Linked DNA regions of Mus musculus: region 2 is linked to region 1. Evidence: chromatin loops called from intact Hi-C (ENCODE). Cell type or tissue: heart. All regions are shown on one strand. Each heading gives the region's core, and the rest is flanking DNA. Links, peaks and the distances in the headings are about the cores only. Region 1 overlaps Vsig2 (V-set and immunoglobulin domain containing 2). Region 2 holds the start of Msantd2 (Myb/SANT-like DNA-binding domain containing 2).

Region 1 (10,181 bases), core at 748-8,747:
GATGTTCCAGTGTCTGATTGACATCGCAAATGTACATGACTTTCCTGCCTTCGTCTAATAGGAAAAGAAAAAGAAATCTGTTTTGATAGCCCACTCCTTTCTCCTTTGTAGTCTCGTTGACTGTGTACCAGCTAACAGTATCGAAGTAACCACCCGCCCTGAGGCAGGGGGTAAAAGTACAAATTCTGAAGAGGACCATTTCACTGTTGTTTTGCTATGCAACCTGGGGGAGCTATAAAATGTCTCTGAGGTTGTTTCTTGACTTCTAAAATGGAGATTACATGGCATAAAATGTCCCAGGTACTCGGCACAGGGCCTGATATATAAGGGACAGCCGACAGGCATAGTTCTTAAAGCTGTTTGGATTTGGGGAGCTGAAGGATACAATTCACCTGAGCTAAGTTCTGCTTGGCCCTGAAGAAAATGAGAGTCTCTGAGGCAAAGGAATGTGGCCATCCATGGCTCCTCCTTTTTTTTTGGCAAGTACATTCTCCCACTCCCAGGTGACCCCAGCTTATTCAGAACCCCCCAACACAGACAACCATCAGTCTTGGCTTTAAGAGAGGCAGCTGCCCAAGCACCAAACCCAATGATCTTCTCCCAGATTTCTATCCCATGGGCAGCCATGAGCAGCCCATCCTAAGGAATCAGCCGGAGGGATGGGGAGCAGAGTCAAGGGAACAGCAGTACAGCCTTATGCTAGGCTGTGTTGGGGCTGGCTCTTCTTGTCTTGCCAGGTTTCATACTCTGGATCACCTGTGGTGAGTGGTGAAGAGGTCAGGTCTTAGGGTGGTTGGAGAAAAATACCAACTCCCCAAACCACCGCGACCTCTAACAGCGGGCAAGACCAAGGAGAGGGGATCTGGAATGGGTTTTTGTACCTGCTGTCCTCTTTCAAAAAGCCTACTTCCTGAGGCTATCCCCAAGAAAGAATTGCACTGGGAGAATCACAAAACCCAAAGGGGTTGATCGGTATTTTATGTGAAGTATAAGATGTCAGAGAGAGCTACAGAGCTAACTAAGAAAGACAAGAAGACAGGGGACGTTTTGGGCCTATCCGTCCTCACTCTCTTGGCAACACCCTGAAATTGTGTTTAAATCCTTTGAGAAGCACCTTGAGCACAAATTAAGGAACTCTGAGGCCCAGGAAAGGAGGGTCGCTGGGGAATCATGACGAGGGGGAGTCTTTTGTAAACTTTGCTTTGGCCTTTTGGAGTAGAAAGCTATGCTGACAGGCTGGGCAGGTAGGCCACACCTGTATTCCCAACACTCCAGAGGTAGAGGCAGGAGAACCGTGGGAAGTTCAAGCCCAACCTGGCCTACATAGCAAGTTCAATGTCACCCAGGGCTTCATGATGAATCCTTGACTCAAAAATAAATAAATCAATAAATTGAAGAACCATGCCCCGAGGGCAAACCTGTTAGAGACAGATGACTGAATCCTCACTCATACCCTGTCCATATCTGACAACCAGCTGATGGCCAGGATGAGGCAGAAGGAAAGCTAACTTACGTTGTGAGACCTTGGTCACCTCACGTAAGAAGAGAAAGACCCGTGAAAACAGTGAGCTTTTCTCGGTCAGAAAATAAGGACAAAATCCCAGAAGCCATAAGAAGCTTCTTCTAGGCCCTTCTAACTTCATAGCGACAATGTCCTCCTAGTCAAGCCTCTGAAATTGATGCCATCAGCTTCCAAGTCCTTTCTCTGTTCTTGTTCTGTATGTAGTGGGAGGGGAGGGGTGCTGCTGGTGGTGGTGGTGTGTTTGAGAGATCTTGTGTTGGCGAACGCCTTTAATCCCAGCACTTGGGAGGCAGAGGCAGGCGAATTTCTGAGTTCCGTGCCAGCCTGGCCTACAGGGTGAGTTCCAGGACATCCAGGGCTACACAGAGAAACCCTGTCTCGAGAAAAACCAGAGAGAGAGAGAGAGAGAGAGAGAGAGAGAGAGAGAGAGAGAGAGAGAGAGAGAGAGAGAGAGATCTTATGTAGCCCAGGGTGGCCTCAAACTCCTGATCTCCATTCCTCGGAATCCAAAATTCCTTAGGACTGAAAACTCAGAAATCTATCACTTTACCTGGCCTCAATCCTGTCTACATTCACCTAGAGCAGGGTGACAGAGGAACAGAAGAGGAACAGAACATGAAAATATGCCTGCAGCATTCTGTAGGTAGAGGCAATAAGAACAGGAGTTTAAGGCTTGCCTTAATCAAGTAGCCTTCTGTCTAGGGATGTAGCTCAATGGTAGACACTTGCTAATCATGCACAAGGCTGCAGATTTGATTCCCAGCCCTTAAAAATAGCAGCAGTAAGAGTAAATGAAAGGAAGGGAAAGAAGGGGAAAGGAAGGAACCCTGGGCAACAGAGGCGGCTTTGGTGATCTCACACATTCCTTAATGATGGAAGTATGTTTTGAGAAATGTGTCTGTCATTAGCCGACTTCATAATGGTTGAAACATTACAGGGTATATATGTAAACTAAAATGGCTACAGCATCCATCATTAATATAATTGGGGACTGCCATCATGTATGTGATGTGTCATTGGCTAAACATATCGTGGTATGTAACACATTATTAGGATGAGCTGTGTAAGACTGTTGTTATGAGACCACTTTCGGCTTACAAAATTGATCATTTAACATCACCTTATTGTTTTACAAGGCAATCATAGCATAGCTACTGTTTGCTGATCAACTACTGTATACCAGAAACCTTCATGAAACCATTCAATTTGCTCTTCTTCAGAACCCGTAGAGGTGAATATTATCATCGTGATTTGTTTTTCAAATGGAAGTTGTAAGACTGGAAAAGCTCAAATAACCTCCCAAGACCACACAGTACTCCCAAGAATACACCTAAGCTGGTCAGCTGGTTGTGTTTCCTTTCTTATGCATTAAAATAAACTCTAGAACTTAACAGAACAAGGTTCAAATCTACCAGCTATTGACAACTGTCTGGGACCCCTGGTAGGTTTTGGGTTTTTTTAAGATTTATTTATTTATTATTTATTTTATGTATGTGAGTACACTGTTGCAGTCTTCAGATACACCAGAAGAGGGCATTGGCATCCATTGTGAGCCACCATGTGGTTGCTAGGAATTGAACTCAGGACCTCTGGATGAGCAGTCGGAGCTCTTAACAGCTGAGCCATCTCTCCAGTCTTTTTTTTTTTTTTTTTTTTTTTTTACATTCTTAATTATCAGTTTTATCATGGTAAACTCAAGAAAGAGTGAAAGTGACCCACCTTTATTGTTGAGAAAGAATTAAAATATTTGAAAAGCACAGCTCTTGCACCCAAGATGGGAAAAAGCTTAAATGGTAGCCATTGACCTAAGAACTTCTTGCCTTCTGTTTCCTTTTCAGTTATTGTCGTTTTACCTCTTTGGGGTTCTTTGGGTCCAATCTGGGAGACAGTAGGAACTAGCAAGTCCAATAGGAAGACCACGTCTGGGCCTCTGGCTGATTCCAGGAGTGGTGGGTTCATTTTCTCCTGAATTGAGTTCTGGTGCAGTTCTGCTCCGGAGAAAACTGCTCTGTAGCAGATATATATGTCCATTCCCTGAGGAATCCTGTACAAAGAAGGTCTGGGCATCTTCTGAGAGCAAAGGGTGGTCACTTTCAGGAGTGCCTGCTGCTTTTCCTTTGCTCTTCCAGACTCAACTCGGCAGCCCCCTAAAACTAAAGGCTACTTTCAAATGGGGCTAGCTGGCTCTCTTTTCTCCATCCTCCCATGTACTTCTTTCTGTGTCCGCCTGGGCCAGAACCTTCTTGGCTGCCTAAGAGATGCGCTAATACTCATAGGCTTCCCTCTCTACTCCTTCTGCCATCCTTGAAGTCCTCCCAATCTTACAGGGCACTACTCTTACCACATTCCCTGGGAGTCTGTCTTTATCATCCCCATCCCCTCCGTGTCTGGGCTTTATCAACCCCATTAAAACAAAAACAAAAACAACAATATGCCCCATCCTCAGGAGAGCGCCTGCTCCAAGCCAGACGACGATATTCTTGACATCCCGCTGGATGATCCCGGAGCCAACGCCGCTGCAGCCAAAATCCAGGCGAGTTTCCGGGGCCACATGGCGAGGAAGAAGATAAAGAGCGGAGAGTGTGGCCGGAAGGGACCGGGCCCCGGGGGACCAGGCGGAGCTGGGGGCGCCCGGGGAGGCGCGGGCGGCGGCCCCAGCGGAGACTAGGCCAGGTGAGGCTGCCTGGAGTGCTTCGCAGGCGGGAGGTTCTCATCTTCCAGGCCTGCTTGGAAAAAGCTGGGGAAGTCTAAGGTTGGGCTGGGAGTGGAGAAGATGGTGAAGGTAGTTAAGGGTGGGGACCTAGACTACTCAGACAAGTAGGTGGGAGAAGGCCAAGGATGCTGATTTGCCAAGAGCTAACCTGTTTCTCCCTTCCTCTTGTCTGCTTCATCTTGGACCGAAGAGCTGAACGTTTTAGAAGGTAACCAAAGCAGCAGAGTTTGTAGGGGAGTAGGCTGGGTGGGAGAAATGACCCAGTTCCCTAGTCCTTCTCTCTGCTAGCCCTGAACCCCTCCTGGCTAAGGAACATAACTTTGCAGGCCTCTGGTATGTCCAGACGCCTGAGGCTGCGGCAGGGACACACTTGGACCAACACGTACACACAGTCACCCTCATTTGACTGCACAAGCTCGGCCGAGGGTCATGAGCACAGGGAGCCTCACTCACGTAGTTGCCCTGGGGCACACATCAGCTCAGTGAGTCAGGGAGGGGGTCTGGATGACACTCCCCGAAAGGGAGAGGGAAATGGTACCAGCGGAAGGCAGATTCTCAGACCTTCTCTTTCCTCAGTTCCAGAGGAGAGTCGGATGCCGCGTCCCCTTCGCAGTGACAAGACTTCCCTACTGTGTTTGTGAGCCCCTCCTTCCCACCAACCAGCCAGCTTCAGGAGCCCCCCCCCTCCCCCCGCCGCGTCCCAGAGACTCCCTCTCCCAGGCTGGCTTCGTCTTGGCGTAGCCAAGTCCGTGCCCTTTTTAGCTCTTCAGTCTAACGTGGTCTCCTTTTGCCTTTTCTCCCCACCCTCGTCCCAAACCCCATACTCCCAAAAATGTCCTTTTGCTTCACGCCCACCTGTCCACGCGCCCAGCATGCAGCTCTGCCTCCGCAGCCTCGGTGCGCTTCGCTGCGCGTACTGCAGAGGGCGCCCAATGCGTCGCCCAAATACTCTCAAAAAAAGAAAGAAAAAAAGAAAAAGAAAGAAAGAAAAAAAAAAGCAACCACCAAGTCCTTTCGTTCTGTGGGCAACGAAAGGGGGCGCCCGCGTCTTTCCACCCTAGCCTAACCTCAACCTCCTAAACCTGGGGCTAGGAAAGAGGGGAGGAGGTTTTCATGGTTATCTGATAATTTCCCTTGCTCAAATGGAAAGTGAAGTCCTATCCCATACCTGCCTGTCACCCTCTTTTTTCTTGAAAACGCACCCTGAGAGCAGCCCCTCCCGCTCTTCTTTGTTTATGCAAAAGCCTCCTGAGCGCCTGGAGGCTCCGGCAGGAGGAGACTTCCGCAGCCCCGCCCCATGATAGCCTCTCCCCCGTTGGGCTCCTGGGGTTGTGGCTGGAAGGTTTTTAATCTCTGCGTGTGCATGTTACCATACTGGGTTGGAATGTGAATAATAAAGAGGAATGTCTAAGTGTACAGAGGGGTGCAGGGTGGGGGGCGGGAGGGAATGGGAAGTAGGGGGAGCAGGGTTTGCATAAGGCCACTAACGGAAGCCGGAACAAATCTCATTTAGTCAAACCAAAACTCAGAGACCAGGCGTGGGGTAAAAGAGTAGGAGCTATACAAAGACACCTAGGTTGAAGCCTATCCCTTTGACCCAGCCGGAACTTCCCAAGGCAGCACGGTCTCCGGGATTTCAAATTCATTCCTTCCCTTATTGATAGCACTCTTTGAAGAGGAATTCACCACTAGAAAGGAGAACGAGGTGGCATGGTTTAGGCTTTAATTATTAACATGGACGCTCACCACCCTCAGCGATCAGAAGTCAGACAACCATAGAGAGTTTGGACTTAGTGGTGGTCATGGTGCTGGCACATGGAGACTTCTCCAGGAGCTCTTTGCTATGATCGGCTCTCATAGAAGCTTGCTCAAAAACCCCAGGAGCGGTTGCATCCTCCCTGAAGGGTACAAGCAAAGTCACACAGAGGCTAGAAACATCCCTTAGGCAACTGTCATCCTCTAACTCAGGGACATGTAAATTTTGCTGTCCTGAGAATCATCTGTAGAACTTTGTTTAAAATGAAGGGAATCCAGGCCGGTCTCACCACTGACACACACACTTTGCCTTTGGAGGCATAGAAATTGGCCTAAATCTGAGTGTTTAAAGAAGTTACTGGTGGGTTTGTCTAGTCATCTGAAGACCACATTTTAAGACATGTCCTGGGAGTTGAGGAGGTGGCTCAGTGGGGAAAGTGCTTTGCTTCTAAGCAGGAAGACCTTAAATCAAACCCCCAAGAATTATCATAAAATATATCAGACACAAGTCATGGATCTCTGGGGTTCACTTGGCATCTAGCTCACTTGACCAGCTCCAGCTCAGTGAAAAATGACTCCAAAAAGTTGTTCTCTTACTTCCACATGGGTGACAGAGAACATATGCTCTTCCATACATGCACAGTAGGAACATGCAATATTAATAAACTACAATAAGTAAAAATAAGAGAGATGGCCTTCCTAAAAAGGTCAAGTTATCCTCTGTCCACATACTCACACACTCAACCTGTACAAACATATACACACGTGTACATTTGTGTACATGCACACACACACACACAAGAAATGATCAGGTATGATGGTGCTTGGGGAGCAAAAACATAAGGATTTCTGTGAGTTTGAGGCCAACCTAGTCTACACAGAGAGTTCCAGGCTAGCCAAGGCTACCTAGTGAGACACTGTCTAAGGAAAGAGAAATATTACACCAATCTCTACATGCAAGATACCATGCCTTGCAGCTAAATTGTCAAGTATATAACAAAGAGAGCTTTGGCTTTTTGTGTTTGTCCCATCCAGAATAACTAATCTTAAGACAAATGAAACTCCTGGTATCCACCCTCCACCTTCCCCAATTACCTCTATGTGAGATATGTATACCAAAACGCATTAGGTAAGTGATATATAGCTAAATGCATCAAGTGATATATATTTAAATGCATTGAGATATCACGCACAACACACACACACACATACCACACACACGTGACAGTCTGACAAACAGCCATCCCTATCCCTTCCAGTTTATGAATCCATCTCTCCTTTCTGTGCCAAGGCTAAACAGGAACTCCCTCCCCTGAAAGGCTTTTAATGACAACAGCTTGAAGTCTGAAGACATCCACTTGGAGCCTGAGCCCGATCCCTTTCATTTCCCTCTGCACCACCCCCAGCTCTCCTGCTCACCGAAGGTCACTACCCCCATAGGTCTCCTTGGGCTCCTTTTTCCTCTCTTTCTGGAACCTGATGAGGCAGAATGCGGCGACTGACAGGAGCAGCACTCCCAGCAGCACCCCAATAAGAGTCCCAGCTACTCGGCCTTCAGATGAGTCTAGAGAGACACAAACCTCAGAGTTGTAGGAGGTTTTGCCCACCTTCAGATAAAGAGTCATATAATCTCTCCCAAGCCAAGCCTTTGACCAGGCCTCTACCCAGCATCCCCTACCAGTCACGGAGAGGTTCAGCTCACAGGAGGCACTGCCCATCTGGTTGCTGGCCACACATCGGTAGGTGCCAGAGGAGGTCAGGGAGAGATTGGTAAGAATGAGCTGGCCGGACACTTCATCTAAAGAGTGAGAAGGACATGTGTGCTACCATGGATTCAACTCACAGTGAGCCCATACAGCTACCATGAAAGCTCACTGCATTCAGTCCTTAAAACAAACTACCAAGAAAGGTTTAGCCTCATCTGATTGGTCAGAATCCCTGCTCAGAAAAAAAAGTAATTTGAGAAGATGCAGTGAACTCCAAAGTCACTGCAACTTGTGTGCCCTTGCCACCCCACACTGCTGCCTTCCTGGAGGAGGAACTGCATATCCAGGAAGGCGATAATGGACGGTGGAACACTTACTGGATGAGGTCAGATCCTGGATGGCAGCAAAAGGCTTAATAACTAAACATTCATCCTCTAAAATGGATCAAAGCTGAGCCAACTGCTTTCCTGAACTCTACTTCTGCCTCAGAAGGCAGAGAACACATCAGGAAATGATCTAGGGGAGGAGATTTGCTGGAATAAGTGTGCACTGGGACTGTTACTACCCGAGGAAACAGGGCATCTGGGACCAACAAACGAGAGCTAAGCCTTCTAGATATACTCGTCTCCAAAGAAACTCACCCGATGTGTGAACCAGTCCAAGCTACTCTAGTTACCTCACTAGGAAGTTTGGAAGAAACTTATGACCCTTAACAAATCTACACTAAGTAGGCAGGTAGGGAGTGCGAGATTGTTCCCTGCCCTCTGCTCTCTTCCATGTTATCCAGGAAGACATTTAGCTTGAGAAGTGTTTCCCAAGCACGGCAGGAAGACAGACAAGAAGGCATCAGTACAAGAAAGGAGGAGGGAAAGGGCCTTAGTCATAACAGATATGGGGAACTGGATTTAGAGACCAGATCTTAAGTCTCCAATTCACTCTTCCCAATGCCCTGTACTCTTACCTTGAACCATGCTACCAGGAGGAGGTGTAGGAGAAGATCCGAGACGTTCCCAGTTGTACACTGGCTTGGGTGCTCCCTCAGAGGAGCGGCATCCCAGTGCAGCAGAACCTCCCACAGAGGTTTGCCCACTCTGGCTGCATAAGGGGTGACTGGGGGGCACTGCGAAAACCACAGGAGGATCTCAGCAATCCTCTAACCCCAGACCTACTGACTTCAACATTTCCTTTTTCAATTCCTCTGCCAAATAGTGGTCTATATATACCACTCAAGTGATTTCCACTACTGGGAATTCTGCATCCTGGAAAGGTCTTCCTCATGCTGAGCCCAAGCACATTGCTAATATAATGTCAACGGAACAGTTTCATTTCTTGGCATCTGGGCCCATAAAGAGAAATTATAAATTCTCCCCCACATGAAGGCCCTTCAGATATTTGAATGCATGGGTCATGGACCCCATCCTGGGCCTTTAGTTTTTGTATAAACATCCTTGTCCACCTTTCAAACATCTTACTCAGCTTTGAACAGGCTCTGATTAATGGTGAGGTGGGAGCTCTGAACACAATGTGGTACTCAGTTATGTAGGCTTTGTTCCTCTAATGGTCACTTCCCTTCTCTGTCACTGACGTTAGGAGGGACAGAATCCAAATCTGAGCTACTAGTGGGAGGTTCCTGAATGATGAAGCTGGTGAACTATGTTATGTCTCAACACCCCCATATATGACTAGTTTCTCTCTCTCTCTCTCTCTCTCTCTCTCTCTCTCTCTCTCTCTCTCTCTCTCTCTCTCCACACTTAGATACTAGGCCCTAAGGGAGATACCATGGGGTGGAGTTGTAGTGTGACAGACCATCTAGGGTAGGATAATTTTTTTCTTGAAGCTCCCAATGCAGCTGTGTGCTTGGCCTGCATATCAAGACTAAAGGGGGTGGGGTAGGGGTGGCAGGTCAGGATAGGAGAGTGGTTAGTGCATCCCCAGCATGCCTTACCCAGCACAGTAAGGTTGATTAACCCCAACCCGTTGGTGTAGAAATCTGGTGGGTTGTTAACATTGCAGAGGTAGGTCCCAGTGTCTGAAGGGCGGAGGTCAGTCAGTTTCAGGGTAGCCAGTCCTCCTGTGGGTGGATCGTGGAGAAGGATGGCCCGATCTGCTTTAGAGCCAGTGGGATACAGGTGGCCATTGGTGAAGTACAGAACCTGAGAAGAGGCCCAAGGCATATAAGTCCCCTTTTCTGCAGAGCAGCAAAAGGCAGAACAGTATACTATCAATCAATCACACCACAGGGTTCAGTTAATTTAGTGGCTGAACCAGACTACATCTGCGCAGGGGAGTTGGGACTCATGAGCTGTGTCGAAGAGGAAGAGAGAATATAGGACCAAAATGGCTGAAGTCCTCCCCAAACTTAATCCTGGGTGAGCCCTCGGTCCCTGGCCAACCCAGCAGATACCCCGCCTTCAACTTACGGGCACGGACGCAGAGATGGGCTTCCCAGGCTGCACAAAGCTCCACTCCAAGGCAAAGTTGTCGC
Region 2 (10,181 bases), core at 1,453-9,452, 57 kb after region 1:
GGAGAAATGACTTAGTAATAAACATTTGCTGCTCTTGCTGAGGACCCAGGGATCAGTTCCCAGCACCCACCCACTTGATAGCTCACAATCATCCATAACTCCAGGTCCAGGGCATCAAATGCTTTCATCTGACCCCTGCAAGCACCAGACGCTCACTTGGTGTACTCACACACCTAAAATAAACCCGGGCTGGAGATGGCTCAGCGGTTAAGAGCACTGACTGCTCTTCCAGTGGTTCTGAGTACAATTCCCAGCAACCACATGGTGGCTCACAACCATCTGTAATGGGATCTGGTACCCCCTTCTGGAGTGTCTGAAGACACTACAGCGCGCTCATATACATGGATGGATGGATGGATGGATGGATGGATGGATGGAAGGAAGGAAACAGCCAAAATAGCCAGGCAGTGGTAGCTTTAATCCCATCCTTTTTTTTTCTCTCTTCTGGTTTTTTTTTTTTTTTTTTTTTTGAGGCAGGGTTTCTCTGTACAGCCCTGGCTGTCCTAGAACTCACTCTGAAGACTAGGCTGGCCTCGAACTCAGAAATCCACCTGCCTCCCAAGGGCTGAGATTAAAGGTGTGCACCACCACTGCCCTGCTAAGCCCATCCTTTAATCTCAGTATTCTGGAGACAGAGGCAGGCAAATCTCTGAGTTCAAAGCTAGCCTGGTCTACAGAGCAAGTTCCAGGACAGCCAGAGCTACACAGAGAGATCCTATCTCAAAAGTTCCCACTTCCGAAAACCATCCCCCCCTCCCAAGATAGATAGAACAACTTTCTGATCTTCATTTATTTTGCACAACTAAAGACAAAGGCATTACTGGATTTTTTTCAGATTTGCTTCATTTGCGTGCATGAGTGCATGCCTACGGTGTACTTGTGTATGTCAGCCTTCTGTGTCTCTATGGGTACCTAGAGATCAGAAAAGGCATTAGATTCCCTGGAGGTGGAGTTACAGGTGGCTGTAAACTTCTCTCTGGGCTGGCTCTCCAGCCCCTGCACATTTCCTTTTTGCATTTCTATCAATAGGGACACGATGGCAATTCCACATTACTGTTCTAACTTCCACTTCTAAAAACTGGGGCCTAGAGATTTGTTTTTGGGTCAAAGGTTCTAAACACTTAGCGTTGTACTTCTCCTAATTACAATCTTTACTCCCTGGGCAGCTAGCTAGCTCATGACTGCTCTCAGTGACTCTTTGCTTCTGTGCTAAAGATCACATTCACACAGTTTTCTAAAAGGATAGAGCTAGGGGACATTTCATTACCAGGTTTTTTTGTATTTGACTCCATGGCCTTACAGAAAATAGGCAAGCACTCTACCACAGAGCTAACTCCTCAGCCTTCTAAAGCTTAGCTTTAATGCAATATTTTTTAAATTGGGTTCCAAAGTCCACATTTTTAATTTTCAATAACACTACTATAATTTATTTATATAAATTTTTATACATTCAGTCACAGTTTGTATCAACTTGACACAAACCTAGATACACCTGAGAAGAGGGAAACTCAGTTGAGGAAATGCCTCTAGTTGTAACCATGTCTGTAAGGCGGTCTCTTAATTGCTAATTGATATAGGCGGGCCCAGCCTACTGTAGGTGGTGCTATCCCTGGGAAGGTACACCTGAACTATGAAAGAAAGGTAGAGAGCCGGGCGTGGTGGCTCACGCCTTTAATCCCAGCACTTGGGAGGCAGAGATAGGCGGATTTCTGAGTTCGAGGCCAGCCTGGTCTACAGAGTGAATTCCAGGACAGCCAGGGCTATACAGTGAAACCTTGTCTCGAAAAACCAAAAAAAAAAAAAAAAAAAGAAAGAAAGAAAGAAAGGTAGAAGAGCAAGCCAAGGAAGCCAGCCAGTATGTGGTGCTCCTGTGTGGTCTCTGCTTCAGGTCCTACAGACTCCTTCCTTGAGCTCCGGCCCTGGTGAGGCTGTTTGAATTAGCATGGCCTCCACAGACTCACATATTTAAACGCTTGGCTTTAGTTGGTAGAACTGTTTGGGGAAGGATTAGGAAGCATGGTCTTGAGGAAGGAGATTTGTCCCCAGGGGTAAACTCTGAGCTTTCGAAAGCCAATCTCTTCCTCTCTGCATCCTGCTTGAGAATCAGTGTAAGCTCTTTGCTACTGCTCCAGCGCCATGCCTGCTGCCAGACCTGGACCACCATGATGATCCTGGACCAAGACTCACCCTCTGAAACTGTAAACAAGCCTGCAATTAAATGCTGTCTTTTAATACATTGCCTTGGTCATGGTATCTCTTCAAAGCAATAGTAAACTAAAATACCTAGCTTCCCTAAGCTATAAGCTGTTAGTCAAACAAACCCTTTCCTCTACACTGGTTTTGGTCAGTGTTTTATCACAGCAACAAAAAGTTAAAAAAAAAAAAAAATACCTTCCAAAACTCTTTCTCTACTTTCTCAGATGAACAAAGCATTTATTCAGTGCCTACTGAATGCTGGTTTGTGGAGGGACCAGACTAGAACTTGTCCTTAATTCTGGAGGAAAATATCAACATTAACAGAGTCTGAGTTTCTTGATCAAAAGCAAACATTTGTCATCCCTCCTTGTCTGTTAACTGCTACGGTATCAGAGAACCCAGCATCATCTCATAATCCCAAAAGACTAAAAGTTGGAGGTCAACTTGATCTTACCTGTCTGAAAACAGGTAAACTGATCCTCTAAATTCTTCAGAGGCTCAATCTCCTTTCTTTGCTTTAGATTTCCTTCTCATAACTGGACAATGAAGCATTCCAACTAGATATCCCCTGGTTGTTTGAGAAACAATTTTATGGAGAGATTTACATTCAGCAAGGTTTTGATAGTACACCTTGAAAATCCTATGAATAAAAATCAAGAAAACAGGCATAATTTACAAATGCCTAAGACACTCTCAGAACTCCAGAAAAGTTTGTGGGTGGATGCTACACAGGGCAGCTCAAAGAAACTGCCCCAAATTTAACATGAACGACCCTGAATAAAGCAATGAATGAAATCCAAACAACATATTATCTAGTACATATTATCTCAATGACATTCTTGTTTAACAAAGGAGCTCAATAAGAATCCTCAAATGAACATAATCAAATAATCTAACTTTGCTTTCTAATGGGTGTAAAATTAATCTAACAGTTAACAATGAAACCGCTGTTTCTGGAACAAATTTTCTAAGTAACAACGTCTCCAAATGAACATCTGTGGAGCCAAGGCCTCATGAACTATGGCACAATCCCCCCCACCCCCCATTCAGTGTGATTACCCTTACTTAAACAACTATTCTTACTGAGTTTTATGGTTGTTTGCTAATGTGATATTCTCAGTTGTGACTCTTTTTCGTCCCCAGAAAAAGTAGCCTTCACTATGAGAAGTGAACACTAGGTAAACACAATGTAATGTTTTCAATGAAAACTGGGAGAAACTCTGAGCAGACACTAGTAAGAGGGAAGAGCTTAACTAAAGTACAGCTCCTTGTCTGCAAAGGCAGATACGAAGGCCTAGACAACGCATTAGAAACAGTAAACCGATATGCAGGCTGATGGTAAAATTAACCCACATTAAGCCTCCACATTTAAACATGCTGATGCATAAGGATGGCCAGATGCATACTCGGTTTTACTTGTCCGCATCCGGGCACCCTAACTAAAGCAGAAAAAACCTGGGTGACAAGAGAGGGCTTCCTCAGAATTAGAAGCCTCCTGACTCTCAAGGCAACCTGACTCTGAAAAGATCGCCAGTCCAAATTCCAAAAGAACCTTCAAGCAGACTAACGTTCAAGGTGTCCTCTACTGTCCTCTACCTCCACGATAACAATACACGACCTTTCTTTCACTAAGCCTTTCCAGCTCTCCAAAAGCACCTCAAATCTTGCTAGTCCTTGTATCACCTCAACTGACAAGCAAAGCGACTGACACAAAAGGCCAGCCGTCCCAATGCTCTATTCTTGAAACTTCAGCAAAGGAAAAAAATCTTACACTGGGCGCTCATCCGGCCCTCTGCTACCCTTCCTCAATTCCATCCCAGCTGGAAAGCTTCAGTCTGGGAGCCCCTCTATCTGGGAACAAAGCAGTGCGGGCGACAGCACCCGCGACAGTTGCGGGCCCCGCGCACAATGAGAGAAACTACCAACTTCAGAGCGCAGGAACATCCTCAATTGGCAAGAAAGAGGGGCGGCGGCAGACACGCCCAACTTCAAACTCAGGAAACCTACGGGCTGGCGGCCATCTGGAAAGAAGCGCCCCTTCCCAGGGAGAGAAGAAAGAGGCGGAGCAGACACAAGGGATACCCGGGGCCCGGGAGGGGAGCCCCGCGCTCGGCCCGGCCCCCGCCCCCAGGCCCGTTTCCCCGCCTTCTCTGCCTCTGGTTCGCAGCCCCGGGCAGAGCGGCCGGTTACCTTGATGCGCTCCCGGCACTGGGACGGGGTCCGCTCGTAGCCCAGCTCGGCCAGGGCCCGGGACACGCGCTCGTACATGGCCGGCCCAGGGGCCTTGCTGCCGAATACCGTGCCGGCTCCCTCCAGCTGCTGGTACCGCGCCTCCACCAGCCGCTCGTTGCCCCATACAGCGATGAGCGCGTTCGTCTCTGCCGGCGTCCACGACATACCCCGGCAGGCGGCGGCAGCGGCCGCCGCAGCCCCGCCACTGCCGCCGCCGGGCGAGAAGGAGACCGAGGACGAGGCAGCGCCGCGGCCCCCCAGCCCCAGCCCGAGACCCCCGGACGCCGCGGCCCCCGAGCCCGCCGCGCTGCCGGGCCCGAGAGGGGAGGCTCCCCGAGGCGTGGAAGGGTCGGACAGCGATGGGTTCCCGTCGCTCAGGTCGCCGGGAGACGCCGGGGAAAGCACCTCCATCTTCGGAATTTTGAGCGGCGAGTTGGCGGGCAGCTCCGAGCCACAGGGCGCAGCCATCTTCCAAGCCGCCGCCGCTGCACCGCCCGGAAGTGACGCACCCCTGCATCCGGCCACCGGGGTCTCCGGGGCTGCCCTGGGGCCTGGCTCGGGGCTGAGTGGCTCGCCGCGGTCAGAGGGCCCGGAGGATGTGTCTGGCTGGCCCAAGCAGCCCGCAAATCTTCGCCTTTCCCCTCCAGCCAGCTGGTGCCGGCCGCTCCTCTCCCGGGAGGAGAAGCTGGGACCCGGCGCACCCAAGCTCCGAGCAGAGAAGGGTGGGGGCATGAGGGCGCGGGAGTGAAGGACTGGTTGGAGCCTCCCCACTTCCTTTCCAATCTCAACCCTCACAACAGGGGTGAGGCCCGCGAGGGCCTCGAATTAAGGACGAATTGGCTATTTCTGTTTTCCTGTCTCCGCCCCTGAGCCTATCCTCCCTCTAAGCCCGCCTTTAGGTACGGGAACCGAGGTCCAGACTGGAGACTAGGAAACCCTACAAAGGGTATGTGGAGGAAGGCAAAGCGGGAAGGCTGCTTGCAGTGGTTCTGGACAAGACTTTCGAGAACAGATATGAGTTAGAGTTTGCACGCTTTAGCTTTTCAAGAAACTCAGCCTCTATAGCAACTCTGATTGCACTCACGTGTTCTGCTAGGCAAACACCCTGTCACTGAGCCACACCCACAAGCTTCGTTTCGTTTGTTTTCTTGTTCCTCTGAGTAACTGTGTAGCCAATGATAAAGTAAATGTCTTTCTTGCTTTTATACAGTATCTATAATGGGGACATGAAAGAGCTCCAGAGCCCAGCAGAATAGCTACTCCGGTACCTCAGTCCACTGGGATTTGGGACTGGTTTAAAATTTCCCAGTCAAGTTCAAGGAAATGAAACTGTTCCTGTGACCTAGTAGTAAATTAGCACTCATCACTCACTCCTGAATATTTCCGTAAAGTCTTGAACATTGAAGTATCATATAGCTATAAGATATAACCTTGTTTGTGTGGTATTATTTTGGTTTTTGACACAAGGTTTTTCTGTGTTATCCTGGCTGTCCTGGAACTAAGTCTATAGACCAGGCTGGCCTCAAACTCCGCCTGCCGCCTCTGCCTCTGGAATGTTGGGATTAAAGGCCTGAGCTGCCACCACCACCTAGTCAATTTCCATATTCTTTAAAGCTGGAAATCCTGTTTATCTCAGATCATTAACTTTAAAACCTCAGTAGTGGCAGAAAGATGCCTCAACCAGTACAGGTATTTGCTGCCAAGCCCGCCCAATGACTGAAGACAACCTGCTCTCATGACTTGTTCTTTGACCGTCATACATGGGACATGCCACCCATATCCCCACACTTACACACAAAATTAAACTTCATTTTAAAATGTGTTCGTTTAGTTTTATGTGTATAAACGTTTGCCTATGTGTGTATGTGTGAAGGGGCCTGATGTTGGTAACGGTCAGCAAAAGGCATCAGATCCCTTAGAACTGGAATTACAAGACTTGCAAGCCATCTGCAGGTTCTGAGTCCCTTGTAAGAGTAACTAATGAGTAATCTCTCCAGGCCCCACGCAAGATAATTTAAAAAAAAGGGGGGGGGGGTGTTTGTTTGTTTGTTGGTTGGTTTTGGTTTGTTTTGTTTTGTTTGTTTTTTGTTTTTTCGAGACAGGGTTTCTCTGTTATAGCCCTGGCTGTCCTGGCACTCACTTTGTAGACCAGGCTGGCCTAGAACTCAGAAATCCGCCTGCCTCTGTTTTTTGTTTTTAAAGCAGACTGTAACTGAGGCAGCTGACCAATGATATTATGAATAAATTATGCAGTCTCTCTCGGTCACTCAGTGTTTTTCTAACTAACAAATATATGTTATGGTTTTGCAAGGAAAAGAAAAAGCTGAAGTCAGCCAGTTATAGAATAATGGTGGTCATTGTTGAAAAGCCAAAGGATTATGCTTTAAGTAATAAAATCAGGCATAACTATCTTCATCTGTCATAGTAAAATGCCATCATAGCATGCTTTAACCCCAGCACTCAGGAGGCAGAAGCAGATAGAGTTCTGTGACCACCCTAGTCTTACATGAGTTCCAGGCCAGCACTACAAAGTGAGACCACTGTATTTTGTTAAGTTTGCTGTATAAAGAAGTCTTAAGAACCGTTACGGAATTTATTTATTTGGACAAGTCCTACTATGGTCAAAGATGTCCTTGAACCCCTGATCTGCCTGGCTCTGCCTTTCATGTACTAGTGGTTCCCCCTTATCTAAAAGCAAGACCTTGCAGTCATCTTGGGTAAGGTTAAGGATTCTGAAGTCTGAATGCCTGGCTTCAAATTCCACTTCTGTGTCCTGCAACAATTTCTTCATCTAAGAAGTGAGACAGATCTCACAGCATTATTTAAGAGTTAAATGGGTAAATACAGGAAGAACCTGAAAATAGTGGACAGTTCACAGTAAACACTGCATGAGGCCCAGATTTTTGTTTTTGTTTTTGTTTTGTTTTTTTTGTTTTTTTCGAGACAGGGTTTCTCTGTATAGCCCTGGCTGTCCTGGAACTCACTTTGTAGACCAGGCTGGCCTCGAACTCAGAAATCCACCAGCCTCTGCCTCCTGAGTGCTGGGATTAAAGGCGTGTGCCACCACGCCCGGCTCAGATTTTTGTTTTTAATATAAAGTACTGAGCATACACGAAAGGGAGAGTCTTTTTTTTTTTTTTTTTTTTTTGAGTATCACAAAAGTTTATTTAGTAAGAAGTTCCATATGAAAATGTACGCGACCTAATTCTACATCACAATCAAACAGGCCTTTGGGGAGGGATGTGGACACACTGCTTGCTGAACACTGGTCAGACTCTTTCCAAGGCTTCTAACTTGATAATGCTGTTTCCTCAGATGACCACCATGCCGATGTTGTTCTGCTGCCCACTGGTTGCCATCTCCACACAAGAGTCATTCTTAAATCATGTACAAAATGAGAAATTCCAAAGGGCTTTTTTTTTTTTTTTTTTTTGGGTTTTTCAAGACAGGGTTTCTCTGTATAGCCCTGGCTGTCCTGGAGCTCACTTTGTAGACCAGGCTGGCCTCGAACTCAGAAATCCGCCTGCCTCTGCCTCCCAAGTGCTGGGATTAAAGGCGCACCACCACGCCCAGCTGGTTTTTGGTTTTTTGAGACAGGGTTTCTCTGTGCAGTCCTGGCTGTCCTGGAACTCACTCTGTAGTCCACGCTGGCCTCGAACTCAGAAATCCACCTGCCTCTGCCTCCCAAGTGCTGGGATTAAAGGCGTGCGCCACCACTGCTCCAAAGAGCTTATTTTTCTCTTAATGTAAGCCTGACAGCAGTCCTCCCTTCTGTCACCTAATTCTGGATGGTTCTCAAATCAAGTCTCACTCAGGAAGCCTTTCTAGGTAAGGCCGACTTAGAGGGCTCCCCTCTCACAGACTTCAGTTACCACTTATTTCTGTTTCATTCCTCTTCCTTCCCATACCCTTGAGCCTCCCTAATAAGAAAAAACTGTAGCAAGATTAAAATTCCAGTAGCGTCCTAAAAAGTAAAACTGTGAATCCAAATGATAGTTGTAAATAAATAAGCATCTGCTTGTAAGATAGTATATGAAATAAAGTATTAAACAATATACACTATGTGACTACTTTAATTTAGACTATCCCTTTATTCTTTGTCACTTCCTTCAGGTGTCACTTTGTGTCCGGTGTTTTCCTGAATTTAAATATTAATTTGCTTTTATTTTGTGTATAGCTGTGATATGCCGCACGTGTGTGTGTGTGTGTGTGTGTGTGTGTGTGTGTGTGTGTGTTTTACAGGATATTTGATGATTGAGCATAGAAAACTGAATTGCAAAATATACAAGTTTAGAAAGATTTGTCGGATGCAGTTAGGAATGTTCTGATGAGTTGCAGTGTGAAAGCCTCCTTTTTTAAAGCTAAAGAAGGTAAACTTCCTGCCTATTTTAAGGCAAATTGCTTGGGCGGTCTGGGTGGTCTGAGCTGCCCCACCTTAAAACGGAAATGGTTCTGCTCTTACTGACTTAGCTTGGAGTCCCCCCCCCACCCCCACCCTTACAGTGATATGGTTCAGTGTGTTAGCTGTGTAGGGCAGGAGATGGAGACTTCCTTTATGGCAACCTTTGGGAGCTCCGTCTTTTGGCTTGGAAGAGCTTTATGGAGAGAGTCCCCAGTTTTCCTCTTTAGACTTGCAGCGACAACAAAGAAGCATCTCACAGGACACAAGTAGAATAGTATTCTAGGAAAGAGAGCTGGGGAGCCCTCTTGGCTTTGGAGGCGCTCAAGAGAAGTGTGGACTAGCTCAGTACAATGACACTGATAGAGATTTCTTTTTTTTTTTTAATATTTATTTATTTATTATATGTGAGTACACTGTAGCTGTCCTCAGACAATCCAGAAGAGGGAGTCAGATCTCGTTATGGATGGTTGTGAGCCACCATGTGGTTGCTGGGATTTGAACTCCTGACCTTCAGAAGAGCAGTCGGATGCTCTTACCCACTGAGCCATCTCACCAGCCCCCTGATAGAGATTTCTAAAGAGCTGGTAGTTTAGTTGTAGAATCAGGCTTTTAAATAGAGATTTTGTATACACTTAGGAAAACAAAGTTACCTCGCTTTATTATGAGCAGGCTTTTACCTCAGTTCCCAACTAATACTTTAGAGATAAATATTACATGGATGTGTGTCCTGCATGGGTCTGGTGCCCAAGGAGTCTAGAATAGAGCCTTGAACACCTGCAACTGGAATTCTAGAGGTTGTAAGTAGCAGTATGGGTGTTGGCAAATGATCCTAGGTCCTCTGCAAGAGCAGCAAATGCTCTTAACTGTTGCATGGTCTATCTAGCCTTTTCCGGTCTTTTCTAAAGACCTCTTCAGGCTGGTGAGGTAAAGGTACTTGCTGCCTAGGCTGACCGCCTGAGGTTGATCTCCCAGACCAACAATTAGAAGGAGATAATCAACTCCCTTGGTTGTTCTCTGACCTCCACATGTACACCATGACATAGGAGCATATGCACACATTTTCCTTAAATGTAAAATAAACAACAAAGACCTTCCTGAAGCAAAAGATGGACAGAAGTCCTTCATCTAATACCTCCTCATACAACCTGTCTCTTCTTATAACAATCTTCTCTGAATATCCATGGGGCTTTGATTCTAGAACCTCCACAGTACACTCAGGTCTCTCATATACAATATGATAGTGTTGTGCCAGGGAAATATTAGTAATCCCCAAAAAACCGACAGGAGCCAATTTGATGCAATCACAGTAGGGCCGTATTAATTTTATTCGAGCTAGTTTGGGCCTCTCGGA

What was found. Peaks named below come from ENCODE experiments on the same cell type or tissue, not always from the same donor. Only the 100,000 strongest peaks of a DNase experiment are listed, where the experiment ranks them.
Region 2: it touches region 1 in a loop (2.3-fold over the local background); 3 of 42 quality-filtered maps call a loop at or near these places.

What each region holds. Positions count from the first base shown.
Region 1 is chr9:37,539,962-37,550,142 of GRCm38, reverse strand. It overlaps Vsig2 (V-set and immunoglobulin domain containing 2), which reads right to left. Exons shown (of 7, transcript NM_020518.2): 2 at 10,117-10,181; 3 at 9,642-9,849; 4 at 8,658-8,816; 5 at 7,669-7,788; 6 at 7,410-7,554; 7 at 5,938-6,133. The coding sequence ends at 6,001. It overlaps Nrgn (neurogranin), which reads left to right. Exons shown (of 4, transcript NM_022029.2): 2 at 3,969-4,195; 3 at 4,426-4,443; 4 at 4,812-5,650. The coding sequence ends at 4,190. Among named protein-coding and RNA genes, the nearest start is that of Vsig2, 5.8 kb to the right of the region's middle. In heart, for the core only: CTCF peaks have their summits at 3,051 (motif pointing right) and 5,176 (motif pointing right); DNase peaks (open chromatin) are centred at 4,072, 4,652, 5,152 and 5,512; H3K4me3 peaks cover 1,936 bases; H3K27me3 peaks cover 2,668 bases.
Region 2 is chr9:37,484,039-37,494,219 of GRCm38, reverse strand. Msantd2 (Myb/SANT-like DNA-binding domain containing 2) reads right to left here and starts at 4,899. Exons shown (of 4, transcript NM_146222.2): 1 at 4,387-4,899. The coding sequence starts at 4,896. In heart, for the core only: no CTCF peak of the experiment used is centred there; DNase peaks (open chromatin) are centred at 4,329 and 4,969; H3K4me3 peaks cover 2,998 bases; H3K27ac peaks cover 2,601 bases.